2 separate regions of the Homo sapiens genome follow, and region 1 is linked to region 2. A link is an interaction called in ENCODE POLR2A ChIA-PET data of the cell type or tissue named here. Cell type or tissue: endothelial cell of umbilical vein. All regions are shown on one strand. Links, peaks and the distances in the headings refer to the core of each region. The heading gives the core; the rest is flanking DNA.

Evidence for each region. ChIA-PET counts read pairs that join two places held together with the same protein. Peaks named below come from ENCODE experiments on the same cell type or tissue, not always from the same donor. Only the 100,000 strongest peaks of a DNase experiment are listed, where the experiment ranks them.
Region 1: POLR2A ChIA-PET joins it to region 2 with 6 read pairs; 2 of 35 experiments call an interaction of 5 or more read pairs at or near these places.

The regions. Positions count from the first base shown.
Region 1 is chr19:45,104,539-45,109,538 of GRCh38, forward strand. The region is part of intron 1 of PPP1R37 (protein phosphatase 1 regulatory subunit 37); the gene reads left to right. Among named protein-coding and RNA genes, the nearest start is that of PPP1R37, 14 kb to the left of the region's middle. RefSeq lists an enhancer at 667-1,256. In endothelial cell of umbilical vein, for the core only: no CTCF peak of the experiment used is centred there; no DNase peak of the experiment used is centred there.
Region 2 is chr19:45,267,856-45,278,765 of GRCh38, forward strand. It overlaps MARK4 (microtubule affinity regulating kinase 4), which reads left to right. Exons shown (of 17, transcript NM_001199867.2): 8 at 3,617-3,853; 9 at 10,068-10,187; 10 at 10,661-10,760. Among named protein-coding and RNA genes, the nearest start is that of MARK4, 22 kb to the left of the region's middle. In endothelial cell of umbilical vein, for the core only: no CTCF peak of the experiment used is centred there; a DNase peak (open chromatin) is centred at 5,286; H3K27ac peaks cover 699 bases.

The sequences.
Region 1 (5,000 bases), core at 1-5,000, 170 kb before region 2:
CTTTGCTGTCCCTGCCATGCCAGGTGGAGGGGCCTCCCAATGGCTCTCCTGCTCCCTCTCCAACCCGCTCCCCACCTAGCAGCCACAGCATTCTTGAAAAAGCAGACTTTGCTATTCCTGTTTCACATCACACTTGTGACCTCCCTGCTGCCTTTCCCTCTGATCTAGTGTCCCTGCAACAGGTTAGGAAGCCCAGGTATAACCTGGCTCTTGCCACCATCGCCGGCCACGACCGAGATCACCTTGCCATGCTCTTGCTGGGTTCAAGCCATCGTGGCTTCCTTTCAGTCCTAGAACACGCAGGCAGCTCCCCACATCCTGTCCTGGAAGACCGGCCCCACCTACGCACACAGGTGGCTCTCACTAATCTTTCAGGTGCCAGCAAACCCTTCCTTCCTGGCCCTCCTAATGGGCTCCCCGTCAGGTGGCCAGCGATCTGCTTATCTGCGGGCCTGCTGATACTCTTGCCCTGGACTGGAAGCATCACTAGGCAGTGGTGGGTTGGGTTTGGTGCCACTGTATTCCCCAGTGCCCCAGACCACGTGGCACTGGGCCTGGCTCTGGGCAGGAGCGCAATATGGCAGGTGGAGAAGGAAGTGGCATGCAATGCTGGGTCTTAGTCCTTGCCATGAGCAGCTCAGACAGTCCCTACCCTAGCATAGTCCCTGGTCCAGAAAAGGAAGTGGGCAGAGAGGAGGAGGAGCTTTAGGGAGGGGAGTACAAAGCCTGCCTCTGGTATCCCCCCGCCAGCCTGGTGAGAATGGCAGCGCAGGACTGGCAAACAGGCCCGTCTTTGCTGTTGACTTGCTGGGGGTCATAGGCCAGGATGCTTGCCCTCTCTGTGGGGCAGGATGGTGCCCGGGGTCCTTTCCCACTGCGCGTCAGTGTTTCCCATCTCTCCATGTAGGACACCGCACCATTTAGGGAGTGATTGGATCCCAGGACCTCCTCCCTGTCACGGGGTGGCAGGCAAGGTTCTGATAATTGATCTGCCGTGTACCTTTGTGGCAGGTGACCTAATTCCCCATTCCCTGTGACCCATGTGTCACAGGTGTCAGGGGCGACCGGCCACCCAGCCAAGCTTCCATGACTCCGTTCTCACTCTGTGTTCTGTAATCCCCTTCTGTCACGGGCTTGGGATCCTTGATTCCCGGCCCGGTTCTGCCTACTATGATCACAATGAACAGTCAGTGTTCCGTTTCCCTGGAGGGCTGCCTTCCTTGCTGTGCCTGGACCTGTGTTCCCTGCTGGACAAGTCCCAGGGGGTCAGGCCCGGGGCTTTCTCGGTCCCTGCTGTGTCTCCTGCACAGCTCCAGGCACAGAGCAGGTGTTCAGTAAATGTTGTTCCATTAAAATGGAGTTGGGGCTGTTGCTGGCAGAGCCCAGGGACAGCGCCCTCATGGAGCCTGGCTTAGAGTGCCCAAGTCTGACAGTGGCCTGATCCTGTCTGGTCCTGGGGTGGAGCAGACACCAACAGGCGGGGCCATCTGACTGAATGTCCTCCCACCAGCTGTTAGGTCCAGGTGTTTGTGCTTACTGCCTTCCAGTGCAGTCAAAAGAATCCAGGGCTGGCACCAGCCCCTTCCTCATCTCAGGGGTAGAGGGGTAACCAGAGAGGGGCGGCACTTACCCAAGGATGCCCTGGCACTTGGGTCCAGGCTCCTGCTGCTCTCCTCGGCCACCCCTCCAGCTGTTTTGTTTTTGTTTTTGTTTTTTTTTTGAGATGGAGTTTCGCTCTTGTTGCCCAGGCTGGAGTACAGTGGCAGGATCTTGGCTTACTGAAACCTTTGCCTCCCAAGTTTAAGCGATTCTCCTGCCTCAGCCTCCCAAGTAGCTGGGATTATAGGCATGCGCCACCATGCCCAGCTAATTTTTTTGTATTTTTAGTAGAGACAGGGTTTCACCATGTTGGCTGGGCTGATCTCGAACTCCTGACCTCAAATGATCCACCCGCCTCGGCCTCCCAAAGCTCTGGGATTACAGGCGTGAGCCGCCGCGCCTGGCCTGTTTGTTTTGAGATGAGGTCTTCCTCTGTCGCCCAGGCTGGAGTGCAGTAGTGCAATCCTAGCTCACTGCAGCCTCCACCTCCCAGGCTCAAGTGATCCTCTTGCCTCAGCCTCCAGATTAGCTAGAACCACAGGCACAAGCCACCATGCCTGGCTGATTTTCTTATTTTTAATTGTTTTGTAGAGATGGATTTGCACCGGGTTGCTCAGGCTTCGTTGTGCTTTTGATTTGCATTTCCTTATGGCTAATGATGTTGAGCATCTTTTTTTTTTTTTTTTTTTTTTTTTTTGAGATGGAGTCTCGCTCTGTCACCCAGGCTGGAGTGCAGTGGCGTGATCTCGGCTCACTGCACGCTCCGCCTCCCAGGTTCACGCCATTCTCCTGCCTCAGCCTCCCAAGTTGCTGAGACTACAGGCGCCCGCCACCATGCCCGGCTAATTTTTTGTGTTTTTAGTAGAGACGGGATTTCACCATGTTAGCCAGGATGGTCTCAATCTCCTGAACTCGTGATCCGCCCACCTTGGCCTCCCAAAGTGCTGGGATTAGAGGCATGAGCCACCGTGCCCAGCTGATGTTGAGCATCTTTTTATGTGCTTGCTGAACACTTGTGTATCTTCTTTGGAGAAATGTCTTTTTAGTTCTTTTGCCCATTTTTAAATTGAGCCAGCCGGGCACAGTGATTCATGCCTATAATCCCAGCACTTTGGGAGGCCGAAGAGTTCGCGACCAGCCTGGGCAACATAGCAAGACCCAGTCTCTATTAAAAAAAAGGGGAGCCAGGCGCAGTGGCTCACAATTGTAATCCCAGCACTTTGGGAAGCCAAGGTGGGCAGATCATTTGAGCCCAGGAGTTCGAGACCAGCCTGGACGACATGGTGAGACCCCATCTCTATAAAAAAATGTAAAAAATTAACCAAGCCTGGTGGCTCATGCCTGTAGTCCCAGCTACCTGGGAGGCTAATGTGGGAGGATTGCTTGAGCCCAGGAGGTCGAGGCTGCAATGAGCTGTGGTCTTGCCATTGGACTCCAGCCTAGGTGAGACTCTGTCTCAAAAATAAATAAAAAATAAGTAAATGAATTGTTTGTCCCTTCATTATTGAGTTGTGAGAGTTCTATATACGTGTATCCCGGATGCAGGACTTCTCAGCTGAGCGATTTGCACCACCTGGGATGTTTTCAGCGTGTAATGCCAGTGCATTTCCTTCCCGTCTCTTCTCTCTGGCTAGATTCACAGCCACCGCTAGATAAAAATAAAGCTGTGAGGATACTGTAGATACAGTTGAATATCCTGCTTCTGCACTTCATTTTTCCGTTTTTTTAGAAAGCATGATTTAAAGTACATCACTGGGCTGTTGTAATTCATTCTAGCCATTTCCGCATTGCTGAGCGTTTAGGTCCTTTCCAGTTTTCAGTTGCATAGATAATGCAGTGATGTTCGTCCTTGTCCATAAATCTTCATGCTCATCACACGGGTAGCCTTCTTAGAAAAAATTCTTAGAAGGTGATTTTACCAGGTCAAAGGGAAGGAACATTGGAAGTCTCAGATACTGGCTGTGCCCACATTGGACAGTGAGTGTTGAGGGCTAGGGTTCTGTCGTCATAGTCACCACTGTAGCTTTAGATTTTTTTCTGAGAGAGGGTCTCTCTCTTTTTTTCTGCTTTTGAGGTTTAAACCATGGCCAGAGACAGGGTCTCGATCTGTCCCTCAAGCTGGAGTGCAGTGGCGTGATCTTGGCTGACTGCAAACTCCACCTCCTAGGCTCAAGCCATTCTCCTGCCTTAGCCTCCCGAGTAGCTGGGATTATAGGCGCGCACCACCACGCCCGGCTAATTTTCGTATTTTTAGTAGAGACGGGGTTTCACTGTTGGCCAGGCTGGTCTCAAACTCCTGATCTCAGGTGATCTGCCTGCCTCAGCATCCCAAAGTGCTGGAATTGCAGGCGTGAGTCACTGCACCTGACCAGATTTTTTTTTTAATGATTGAATGAATAGTATTTGCATGTGGGTGCCTTGATGTTAAGATGGTGTCTTGTTTTAGCGAGCGTTCTTTTGACTACTAGTTAACTTCGGTTTTGTTTGTTTGTTTTGTATTTTTGTGGGTTTTTTTTTTTTTTTAATGGAGTTTCACTCTTGTTGCCCAGGCTGGAGTGCAATGGCGCGATCTCAGGTCATCACAACTTCCGCCTCCCAGGTTCAAGCGATTCTCCTGCCACAGCCTCCCGAGTAGCTGGGATTACAGGCATGCACCACCACACCCGGCTAATTTTGTATGTTTTGTAGAGACAGGATTTCTCCATGTTGGTCAGGCTGGTCTGTAACTCCCGACCTCAGGTGATCCACGCGCCTTGGCCTCCCAAAGTCTGGGATGACAGGCGTGAACTACCGTGCCTGGTCTTTTTTGTTTTTTGTAGAGATGAGGTCTCGCTATGTTGCCCAGGATGGTCTCGAACTCCTGGCCTCAAGTGATCCTCCTGTCTTGGCCTCCCAAAGTGCTGGGATTACAGGCATGAGCCACTGCGCCCGACCTAACCTGTTTATTGTTAACATGTTACATGGTTCTGGGAATTGGTTCTTCATGCCCTTTGCCTATTTTTATTTTGGGACCTTTATAAGGACTCCTCTATTGAAGATAGATGTAATTTTATTGTGCAGATATATTTGTCCTCATTTATCATTTGCCTTGCAGGAAAGGTGGGGGACAGGGGTGCAGGACACTAAAGAGAAGCACTTTCTCCTCTGCTATTTCACCGAGTCATCATAGCAAAGCCCCATCTCAGTGTGAACAGCTTGGGATGGAGAAACACAGGGCTGGGGCCCTCAGAGAGGGCAGAGGAGGCAGTGGCAGCCCAGGCCTTGGAGGCCCTGCAGTGTAGGAGAGAGGGTGCTTTAGTGGAGGCCCGGCCTGGGAAAAGGGTTAGCAGGTTACAGAGGGTCCACTGTAACCACAACTCCAGCCCCATTTGCTGAGCACCAGGCTGAGTGACTCGGTGAAC
Region 2 (10,910 bases), core at 2,718-7,717:
TCACTCTGTTGTCCAGGCTGGTCTCGAACTCCTGGGCTCAAGAGATTCTCCTGCCTCAGCCTTCTGAGTTGCTGGGATTACAGGTGGGCACCACCATGCCCAGCTAATTTTTGTATTTTTAGTAGAGACGGGGTTTCACCACGTTGGCCAGGCTGGTCTCAATCTCCTGACCTTGGGTGATCTGCCCGCCTTGGCCTCCCAAAGTGCTGGGATTACAGGTGTGAGCCACTGTGCCCAGCCACAAACCCCATTTTAAAAGCTATTATTAGATTCTAAAGAAATTCCACAGTCAAATTCCTATGGAGGACCAGGCGCAGTCTCACACCTATAATCCCAGCACTTTGGGAGGCTGTGGTGGGAGGATTGCTTGAGCCCAGAAGTTCGAGAACAGCCTGGGCAACACACCCAAGACCTGATCTCTACAAAAAATAATTGTAAAAAATTAGCTTGGCTGGACGCGGTGGCTCTCACCTGTCCCAGCACTTTGGGAGGCCTAGGCAGGCAGATCACTGGAGGCCAGGAGTTCAAGACCAACCTGGGCAACACGGTGAAACTCCATCTCTACTAAAAATACAAAAATTAGGTGGTCGTTGTGGCGCGTGCCTATAATTCCAGCTGCTTGAGAGGCTGAGACATGAGAATTGCTTGAACCTGGGAGGTGGAGGTTGCAGTGTGCCAAGATCGCGCCAGTGCACTCCAGCCTGGACAACAGAGCAAGACTCCATCTCAAAAAAAAAAAAAAGAAAAAAAATTAGCTTGTATGCCTGTGGTCTCAGCTACTCAGGAGGCTGAGGCAGGAGGATCCCTTGAGCCCAGGAGGTTGAGGCTGCAGTGAGCCATGATCATGCCACTGCATTCCAACCTGGGTAACAGAGCAAAACCCTGTCTCTAAAAACAACAACAAAAAATACAAAAGCAGAAAGTGCATCTGAAAAAAAGAAAAATAATACAAAATGAAAACAAAAAACAAATTGCTATAGAGGTTCAAGTGCTAACCCTCTCTTCACTTCCTTCCACTGGGCTAGGGTGTCCCTCCACACGGCCCTGGAGGCAGCACCTTAGAGGCTTCCATGATTCACCTGGAGGTCGTATGTCCCCTGGTGGAGGGTCCCCAAAGCAGCTAACACGAGTTTTGGGGTCGTATTAGTACACCAGGGGTACCAACCAAGGGGACCAACCCATGTGACTTTGGGGCTGGATTGCGGAGCCTCAAATGGCAGGAAAAGAAATGTAATCCCTGGCCTGGCGTGACGGCTCACACCTGTAATCTCAGCACTTTTTGGGAGGCCGAGGTGGGCGGATCACCTGAGGTCAGGAGTTCGAGACCAGCCTGGCCAACATGGCAAGACCTCGTCTCTACTAAAAATAAAAAAAATAGCCAGGTGTGGTTGTGGGCGCCTGTAGTCCCAGGTACTCGGGAGGCTGAGGCTGGAGAATCGCTTGAACCCAGGAGGAAGAGGTTACAGTGAGCCGAGATCGTGCCACTGCACTCCAACCTGGGTGACAGAGTGAGACTCCATCTCAAAAATAAAAAATAAGAAAAAGTAAGCCCCGAGCAAGCCAGATGCTATTACATTCAGGTTTAGGGAGGAGCTCTGTGGTGTGTCTTTGTAGGGTTTGGGCCTTTATTGGGGCAGGAGCTGGGGAAGAGTGGTCCAGAAATAAACCAGGAGACATAGGGAGACCTGGGAGGAAGCCAGGGATGCTGGTGACCTGGGCGAGGGAAGGACCGCAGTTGGGATGGGCCAGACGCGGGTGACATTTTGAAAGGTGGAGGTGTGCCTCTGTTTGTAGTCAGAAGGCTGGAGGCTTCTTCCTCCGCGCACTGTGGAAACGGGTGGCCTTGTTTAGATTCTAGTTGTGCTGCTTTCTTGCAATGGGCATGAGTTGTGGCCTCCCACAGCTTCTGTTTCCTCCCCTGTGAAATGGCAATTGCAAGACCGCATGCCGCAAAAAAATAGACAAAACTTTATAACAATACAAAACGTTTATTTATTTATTTATTCACTTATTTTTGAGATGGAGTCTCGCTGTGTTGCCCAGGCTGGAGTACAGTGATGCAGTTTCAGCTCACGCGATTCCTTGCCTCAGCCTCCCAAGTTGCTGGGATTACAGGCACCCGCCACCACGCCTGGCTAATTTTTGTATTTTCAGTAGAGACAGGGTTTTACCATGTTGCCCAAGCTAGTCTCGAACTCCTGACCTCAGGAGATCTGCCTGCCTTGGCCTCCCAAAGTGCTGAGATTACAGGCGTGAGCTACCGCGCCCGGCCATGAAATGTTTACTGATCACTGACTGTGCTCTAGGGGCCGCTGTGAGCACTTTACGCTTAAACCCACAACCACGCTTGAGGCAGGTGTCGAGATCACCCTCAGTTTACATACAAGGAAACTGAGGCACAGAGAGGTCTGGTAACCCACCTAAAGTTCACACAGCGAGTGAGTGGTGGAGCTGGGATTTGCAGCTGGAATTCTCCGAGAGTCTGTCGTTTCACCTTCACGTTATGCAGACAGACACTGTTATAATTGATAGTCCACAGAGCCCAGTGCATGGTAGATATGCAACCAGGATTAAATTATTGCTTTCGTTTTCCTGGGTCTTGAGCAATCAGGCCTTATTTTGTTTCTGCTGGGTAACTTGAGGCTCCAAGAGGGGCAGGAGATTACCTGAAGACCCCTAGATCTGCAGACCACATGGGGTAATAGTGATATTACATAGTACTCGCTGGGTATGAAATACTGTTCTAGCTTTTCTTTTTTTTTGAGACAAGTTCTCACTCTGTTGCTCAGGCTGGAGTGCAGTGGCACAGTCTCAGCTCAGTGCAACCTCTGCCTCCCAGGTTCAAGCAATTTTTGTGCCTCAGCCTCCTGAGTACCTGGGACTACTGGCGCACACCACCATGCCCGGCTAATTTTTATCTTTATGTTTTTTTGAGACGGAGTTTCGCTCTTGTTGCCCAGGCTGGAGTGCAATGGCATGATCTCGGCTCACCGCAACCTCCACCTCCTGGGTTCAAGCAATTCTCCTGCCTCAGCCTCCCGAGTAGCTGGGATTATAGGCATGTGCCACCACGCCCAGCTAATTTTGTATTTTTAGTAGAGACGGGGTTTCTCCATGTTGGTCAGGCTGGTCTTGAACTCCCAACCTCAGGTGATCTGCCCACCTCGGCTTCCCAAAGTTCTGCGATTACAGGCGTGAGCCACGGTGCCCAGCCCAATTTTTGTATTTTTAGTAGAGATGGGGATTCACCATGTTGGCCAGGCCGATCTTGAACTCCTGACCTCAGGTGATCCACCTGCCTTGGCCTCCCAAAGTGCTGGTATTATAGGCGTGAGCCACTATGTCTGGCCTGTGCTAGGTTTTCTATGTGGATTAACTCATAATTCTCAAACTACGCTATGAAATAGGAACTAAGATTATCCCCATTCTATGGATGAGGAAACTGAGGCTCAGTGAGGTAAAGTTACTACCTAAGGTCAGGTAGAGAGTAAAGGACAGGCCCAAGAGTTGATCCCTGTGGGCCAGCCCTAGAGCCTGTGCTCCTGTCTGCCTCCCACGTCCATGAAAGGCTTTGGCCTTGAGTCCCACTTTCCGCCCTCTCCTTCTCTCCCTGCAGGCTGAGAACCTCTTGCTGGATGCCGAGGCCAACATCAAGATTGCTGACTTTGGCTTCAGCAACGAGTTCACGCTGGGATCGAAGCTGGACACGTTCTGCGGGAGCCCCCCATATGCCGCCCCGGAGCTGTTTCAGGGCAAGAAGTACGACGGGCCGGAGGTGGACATCTGGAGCCTGGGAGTCATCCTGTACACCCTCGTCAGCGGCTCCCTGCCCTTCGACGGGCACAACCTCAAGGTACCGAGAGGGGCTGGGTGCAGGGGCATCAGCCCCTCCCCACAGTCAGGCCCCTATCCCCCCCACACCTCCCCTGCAGAGGGCCTCAGTGGTGGGACTGGCCTGAGTTCTCATGGGAAGATGGGGGATGGGCAGGATTCAAGTCCCCTCTGCAGTGAGGCCAGCCGAATGGACTGTGCCATGCTGGGGTTAAGGGCATGATCTTTGCAGCTGATAGGCTTGAGTTCAAATCCTGACTCATCCGTTCACTGAGCTAATATTTATGGCCCACTTCTCTGTGTCAGGCTCTGTTTTGGGCTTTGCATGTAAGGCGAGAACAAGAGAGGCAAAAACTCCTGCTTGGCCGGGTGCGGTGGCTCATGCCTATAATCCCAGCACTTTGGGAGGCGGAGGCGGGAGGCTCACTTGAGCCTGGGAGTTCAAGACCAGCCTGGGCAACATAGGGAGACGCTGTCTCTACAAAAAATACAAAAATTAACCGGGCATAATGGCGCACGCCTGTAGTCCCAGCTACTTGGGAGGCTGACGCGGGAGGATCACTTGAACCTGGGAGATCAAGACTGCAGTGAGCTGAGATCGTGCCACTGCACTCCAACCTGGGTGACAGAGGGAGACCCTGTCTCCAAAAAGAAATTAAAAAACAAACCCTGCCCTCGTATATGCTACGCTGTGGGTGAACCTTGAAAACATTGTGCTAAGTGACAGAAGCCAGTCACATAAGGCCACAGAATGTATGATTCCATTAATGTGAAATGTCCAGAATAGGCAAATCCATAGAGACAGAAAGTGGATTACTGGTTGCCTGAGGCTGGGGGGGAGGAGCAAGTTGGAGGTTGATTGCTAAAGGGTACTGAATTTCTTTTGAGGTGATGAAAAATGTTCTAAAATTCAATGTAGTGGCCGGCCTGATGGCTCACACCTATATTCCCAGCACTTTGGGAGGCCGAGGCAGGCAGATCACCTGAGGTCAGGAGTTCGAGACCAGCCTGGCCAACATGGTGAAACCCTGTCTTTACTAAAAATACAAAAATTAACCGGGTGTGGTGGCAGGCACCTGTAATCCCAGCTACTGGAGAGGCTGAGGCAGGAGAATCGCTTGAACCTGGGAGGCAGAGGTTGCAGTGAGTCAAGATTGTGCCACTGCACTCCAGCCTGGGCGACAGAGCGAGACTCTGTCTCAAAAAATAAATAAATAAAATTGAATGTAGTAATGATTGTGCAACTCCGTGCATATACTAAAAGCCATCGAATTGTGCACTTCGCTTCAAACAAAACAGTTCCTGTCTTCCCAGACTAACATTCCTACTGGGGCCAGGCAGCTAACAAAACAATAAGCAAACTAGATATGATATCAGATGCTGGCCTGTGCTATGCTGGGGGGAATACTGTAAGGGGATGGGAGGTGTGGGCTGAGTTGTTGCTTGCTTTTTTTTTTTCCCCCTTTGAACTTTTTATTTTGAACGATTGCCAATCTACGGAAAAGTTGCAACAGTAGAGCAAATAACACATGGTATGTTTCAGGAGCTTCACAATCGCTGGCCTGTGTCCACATTTGCTCTATCTGTCTGTATTTGCACATGATCTTTGCTGCCCTCATCGGCATTGATGGCGCATTTGACAGTTAGTTGCAGACGCTGTGTCCTTTTATCCCTAAAGGCGAGAGCGGGTTATCTCCTGAGACCAGGGGCGTTTTCCTGTTGACGGTGACATACAGGAAATACAGCAGTGGTATAATCCTGGCCTCTACGCCATGGCCCATACTCAGATTTCATCCATCATCCCAGGAATATCTTTGGCAGCTATTTTTTTTTCCCAGTCGGGGATCCACTCGGGTCCCTGCGTTGCATTTAGCTGCGCCATCTCTTGTGTCTCCTTTCATCCGGAACAGTTCTCAGCCTCTCTTTTGTCTTTCATGACATTGACATTATCGATTAGTTCAGGCCAGTTAATTTTGCAGAACGTCCCTCAATTTGGGTTGCCTGGTGTTTCCTCTCGATTGGAATCGGGGGTGCATTGGGGCAGGAATTCTGCAGCTGGGACGCTCTGTCCTGCTCTGCGTTGCCCGTGAGGAGCACGTACTGTGATATGAAATTGTAAAGTCAGGGAAATACTTGCAGAGGACAGACCATCAAAGCGGAACCCTGAGTGATGAAGAGGAGGGAGTCCCTTCTTCACAGTGGCCTTGGCCAAATAGCCAACCCCTCTAAGCCTCAGTCTCACCTGCTGTTCAATGAAGATCATAAAGGTACCAACCCTGTGGGCCGGGCGTGGTGGCTCACGCCTGTAATCCCAGCACTTTGGGAGGCCGAGGCGGGCGGATCACGAGGTCAGGAGAGCGAGACCATCCTGGCTAACACACTGAAACCCCGTCTCTTCTAAAAATACAAAAAATTAGCCGGGCGTGGTGGCAGGCGCCTGTAGTCCCAGCCACTCGGGTGGCTGAGGCAGGAGAATGGCATGAACCTGGGAGGTGGAGCTTGGAGTGAGCGGAGATCTCGCCACTGTACTCCAGCCTGGGCAACAGAGCGAGACTCCATCTCAAAACAAACAAACAAAAAAGATGATACCAACCTTGTGGCAGTGATTTTTAAGGACTGGCTGAGATCAGGGATGCAAAGTGCTCATTCAAGACAGCCTTCTGGCCGGGCACGGTGGCTCAGGCCTGTAATCTCAGCACTTTGGGAGGCTGAGGTGGGCAGTTCACCTGAGGTCAGGAGTTCAAGACCAGCCTGGCCAACATGGTAAAACCCCGTCTCTACCAAAAACACAAAAATTAGCTGTGCCTGGTGGCATGCGCCTGTAATCCCTGCTACTCGGGAGGCTGAGACAGGAGAATTGCTTGAACCAGGGAGGCAGAGGTTGTAGTGAGCCGAGATCACACCACTGCACTCCAGCCTGGATGACAGAGCAAGACTCTGTCTCAAAAAAACAAAACAAAACAAACAAACAAAACAGGCTCTGACACTCCGGCCATAGCTGAAGTCTGGGGTGGGGAGGTGTTGTCACAGAATAATTTTTCTGAGCCTCAAGCATGAAGCTAAGAGACCTTTTTGAAGGGCCAGGCCAGTGTCTTACCTGCCCCAGGTCCTTGTCACTTTCTGCCATCCTGGTGTCCCCACCAGGCACCCCAGGCCTTGCTGTGCAAAGGAGGCACACAGCTGAGAAGAGGCAGGTTCTAGCTCTGTCATTTCCTTTCTGAGTGACCTTGGACATGTCCTTTTCTGAACCTCAGTTTCCCCACCTGTAAGATGAAGACACTAAGAGTATTCAGGACAGGTGTCGTGGCTCATGCCTGTAATCCCAGCACCTTGGGTGGCCGAGGCGGGCAGATCACTGGAGGTCAAGAGTTTGAGACCAGCCTGGCCAACATGGTGAAACCCCGTCTCTACTAAAAATACAAAAAGTAGCCAGGCGTGGCGGCACGTGCCTGTAGTCCCAGCTACTTGGGAGACTGATCCAGGAGAATCACTTGAACCTGGGAGGCAGAGGCTCCAGTGAGCCGAGATTGCGCCCCTGCACTCCAGCCTGGACGACAGAGCAAGACTCCATCTCAAAAAAATAAAAAGAGTTTGACACCAGCCTGGGCAACATTTCAAGACCACATCTCTACAAAAAATATTTTTTAAATTAGCCTGGCATTGTGGTGCATGCCTGTAGTCCCAGCTACTTGGGATGCTGAGGTGGGAGAATTGCTTGAGCCCAGGAGTTCCAGGCTACAGCGAACTATGATCACGCCACTGCACTCCAGCTTCGGTGACAGAACAAGAGCCTGTCTCTTTAAAAAAAAAAAAAGCATCTGCTTGCAGCCCGTCTGCATATGTTAAGCCCTTCACTGGAGCTTGGCATCTGGCCACAGCATCATGCTTGGGAGCTGCGCTGGAGGTGGCAGTGGTGGCCTGATGGTTTCTTCTCCCCCATCACGTGATAGGCAGTGTGGCATGGTGGTCACACAGCACAGGCTCCAGAGCCAAGGCTCTGCCACTTTCTGGCTGTGCAATCCTGGGGCAAGTGACCAAACCCCTCCAGGCCTCAACCTCCTCGTCTGGAAAGTGGGCGTTATAACCGGGCTTCGCGGCGTTGTGAAAATGGATGTAATATGCATAAAGCACTTAGAACACTGCCTGCTAAGGGGTAAGTGTCCTGAAAGTGATCCAAATTAAATATTAATAGCCCTTTATGATCTGCAGAGGCTCCCCAGGCATGGGCATCTTTCAGCCCTTTTAGGAGAATGCTGCAGCAGAGGACTCTGTCCTAAAGGAGTCCTGTTCACCCCCAACGCTCAATTCATTCCTACCTGTTTTCTGCCTCCCTTCGTTTTTTTTGTTGTCTGTTTGTTTTTTGAGACAAGGTCTCAGTCACCCAGGCTGGAGGGCAGTGGTGCAGTCACAGCTCACTGCAGCCTCAACCTCCCGGGCTCAAGCAATCCTCCTGCTTCAGCCTCCTGAGTAGCTGGGACCACAGGCATGTGCCACCACACCTGGCTAATTTTTGTATTTTTTGTAGAGACAGAGTCTCGCTGTGTTGCCCAGGCTGGTCTCAAACTCACGGGCTCAAGCGGTCTTCCCACCTTGGCCTCCCGAAGTGCTGGGATTATAGACATAAGCCACCACGCCTGGCCTATTGCGGTTTTTTATTCAGATGGAAAGAGCTCCCCCTGGTCTGCCAAGCTATGGATTTATCTTATTTTTCACAGCTTTGGTAGGGCCTCTCATAAAAGGCCCTTAAAGAGAAAGCCAGCAGATAAATCCATGAATGGCCTTGAGGAGTGTGTCTCTTTGGACAGCAGGCATGGCTGGGGGAGGGGAGAGACGAGAAGGCAGGAGAGGCAGTAGGGTCTCCTTCCCCTTGAGTGAATCTCATATTTACATACCGCTCTCTGGCTCTGGGCCAGGCATGTGGTAAGCATTTTACAGATTTTTTTTTTTTTTTTTTTTTGAGATGGAGTCTTGCTCTGCCGCCCAGGCTGGAGTGCAGTGGCGCAGTCTCGGCTCACTGCAACCTCCGCCTCCTGGGTTCAAGTGATTCTCCTGCCTCAGCCTCCCGCGTAGCTGGGATTACAGGGGTCTGCTACCACACCCAGCTAATTTTTGTATTTTTTTTTTTTTTAGTAGAGATGGGGTTTCGCCATGTTGGCCTGGCTGGTTTCGATCTCCTGACCTCAGGCGATCTGCCTGCCTCACCCTCCCAAAGTGCTGGAATTACAGGCGTGAGCCACCGCGCCCAGCCACATTTTTACGGATATTAACTCACCTGTACCCTGGTAGCAAGCATGTGAAGTGGGTCCTGTAATCCCTTTCACGGATAAGGAGACCGAGGCCCCAGTGGCTGACTCACTTACCTACCTCCCTCTTACCTGACTTAGAGAATAAACTTCCTTTTTTTTCTGAGACAGAATCTCGCCCTGTCACCCAGGCTGGAGTGCAGTGGCGTGATCTCAACTCACTGCAACCTCCACCTCCTAAGAGTTTAAGTGATTCTCGTGCCTCAGCCTCCCAAGTAGCTAGGACTACAGGCAGCCACCACCACACCCAGCTAATTTTTGTATTTTTAGTGGAGATGGGGTTTCACCATGTTAGCCAGGCTGGTCTCGAACTCCTGACCTCAGGCGATCTGCCTGTCTCGGCCTCCCAAAGTGCTGGGATTACAGGTGTGAGCCACCGTGCCTGGCCAGATAATAAACTTTCTCTGCAAGTTTTCCTCTGAATGAAAAGTTATGTAGCTTAAATTTTTTTTTTTTTTTTTTTGTAGAGACAGGCTGGTTGTTCAGGCTGGTCTTGAACTCCTGGGTTCAAGCTATCCTCCTCCCTCGGCCTCCCAACGTGTTTGGATTACAGGTGTGCACCACCATGCTCAGGTCATTTTTTATTTTTTGTAGAGATGAGGTCTCCCTGTGTTGCCCAGGCTGTTCTTGAACTCCTGGGCTCAAGCGATCCTCCGGTCTTGGCCTCTACGCCTGGCCAAGAATTTTTTTTTTTAAATTGCAGCGTCCATATGATGTTCCCATTTTATGGACAGGGAACTGAGGTCAGGAGAAAGGAATGGGGTTTTGCTTACCTCGTCAAGGACTGGGACTCAGAGCTTCTGTCACTTCTATCAAAGGGGTTGGGACAAAGGTTGTGTGTGTGTGTGTGTGTGTGTGTGTGTGTGTGTGTGTGTGTGTGTAATAGGTGGGGGGCGGGGCAGACCCCCTCCTCCAGTAACCCCATCCCTGCAGGAGCTGCGGGAGCGAGTACTCAGAGGGAAGTACCGGGTCCCTTTCTACATGTCAACAGACTGTGAGAGCATCCTGCGGAGATTTTTGGTGCTGAACCCAGCTAAACGCTGTACTCTCGAGGTGAGCCCAGCCTCACAGCCAGCGGGAGCCCTTCTAGTCTCCTGACTCCCCTAAACTCTGCCTGCCCCCACCCACAAAAGCCTTCTTGACACACTTTTCCTCTCCTGTGCCCACCGAAGATCTGCTGCTGGTGAGTGGGGGTAGACAGGCCGTCCAGGGAAAAGCTCCCAGGCCTGTCCTGACGCCACCCCCCCGACAGGCTCACCCACTCCCTGCCTTGCCAGTAATTAGCTAATGAGCTCCTAGGATGATTACAGGGTGCCAGGGACCCAGATGATGCGGAGGAGGGAGGGTGGCATCAGGAGGCTCCGGCAGGGGACGTGGGGGAGAGAGAGGCCCAGGAGGCGCTATCTCTTAGGAAGCCCGCAATTCTGGGTGTTAGGCCTCGGAGGTTTGGGGCAGGGCAGAAGCTGTATGATTTCTGGTTCCTTCTGACACCTGTCTTCCCCCTTCCCTGCTCCTGATGCCTGCAGCAAATCATGAAAGACAAATGGATCAACATCGGCTATGAGGGTGAGGAGTTGAAGCCATACACAGAGCCCGAGGAGGACTTCGGGGACACCAAGAGAATTGGTGAGGGTCAGGGAGAGCCATCCTGTCACCCAGGATGGAGTGCAGTGGTGCAATCTCGGCTCACTGCAACCTCCGCCTCCCAGAATCAAGAGATTCTTGTGCCTCAGCCTCCCAAGTAGCTGGGACCACAGGCGCCTGCCGCCATGCCCG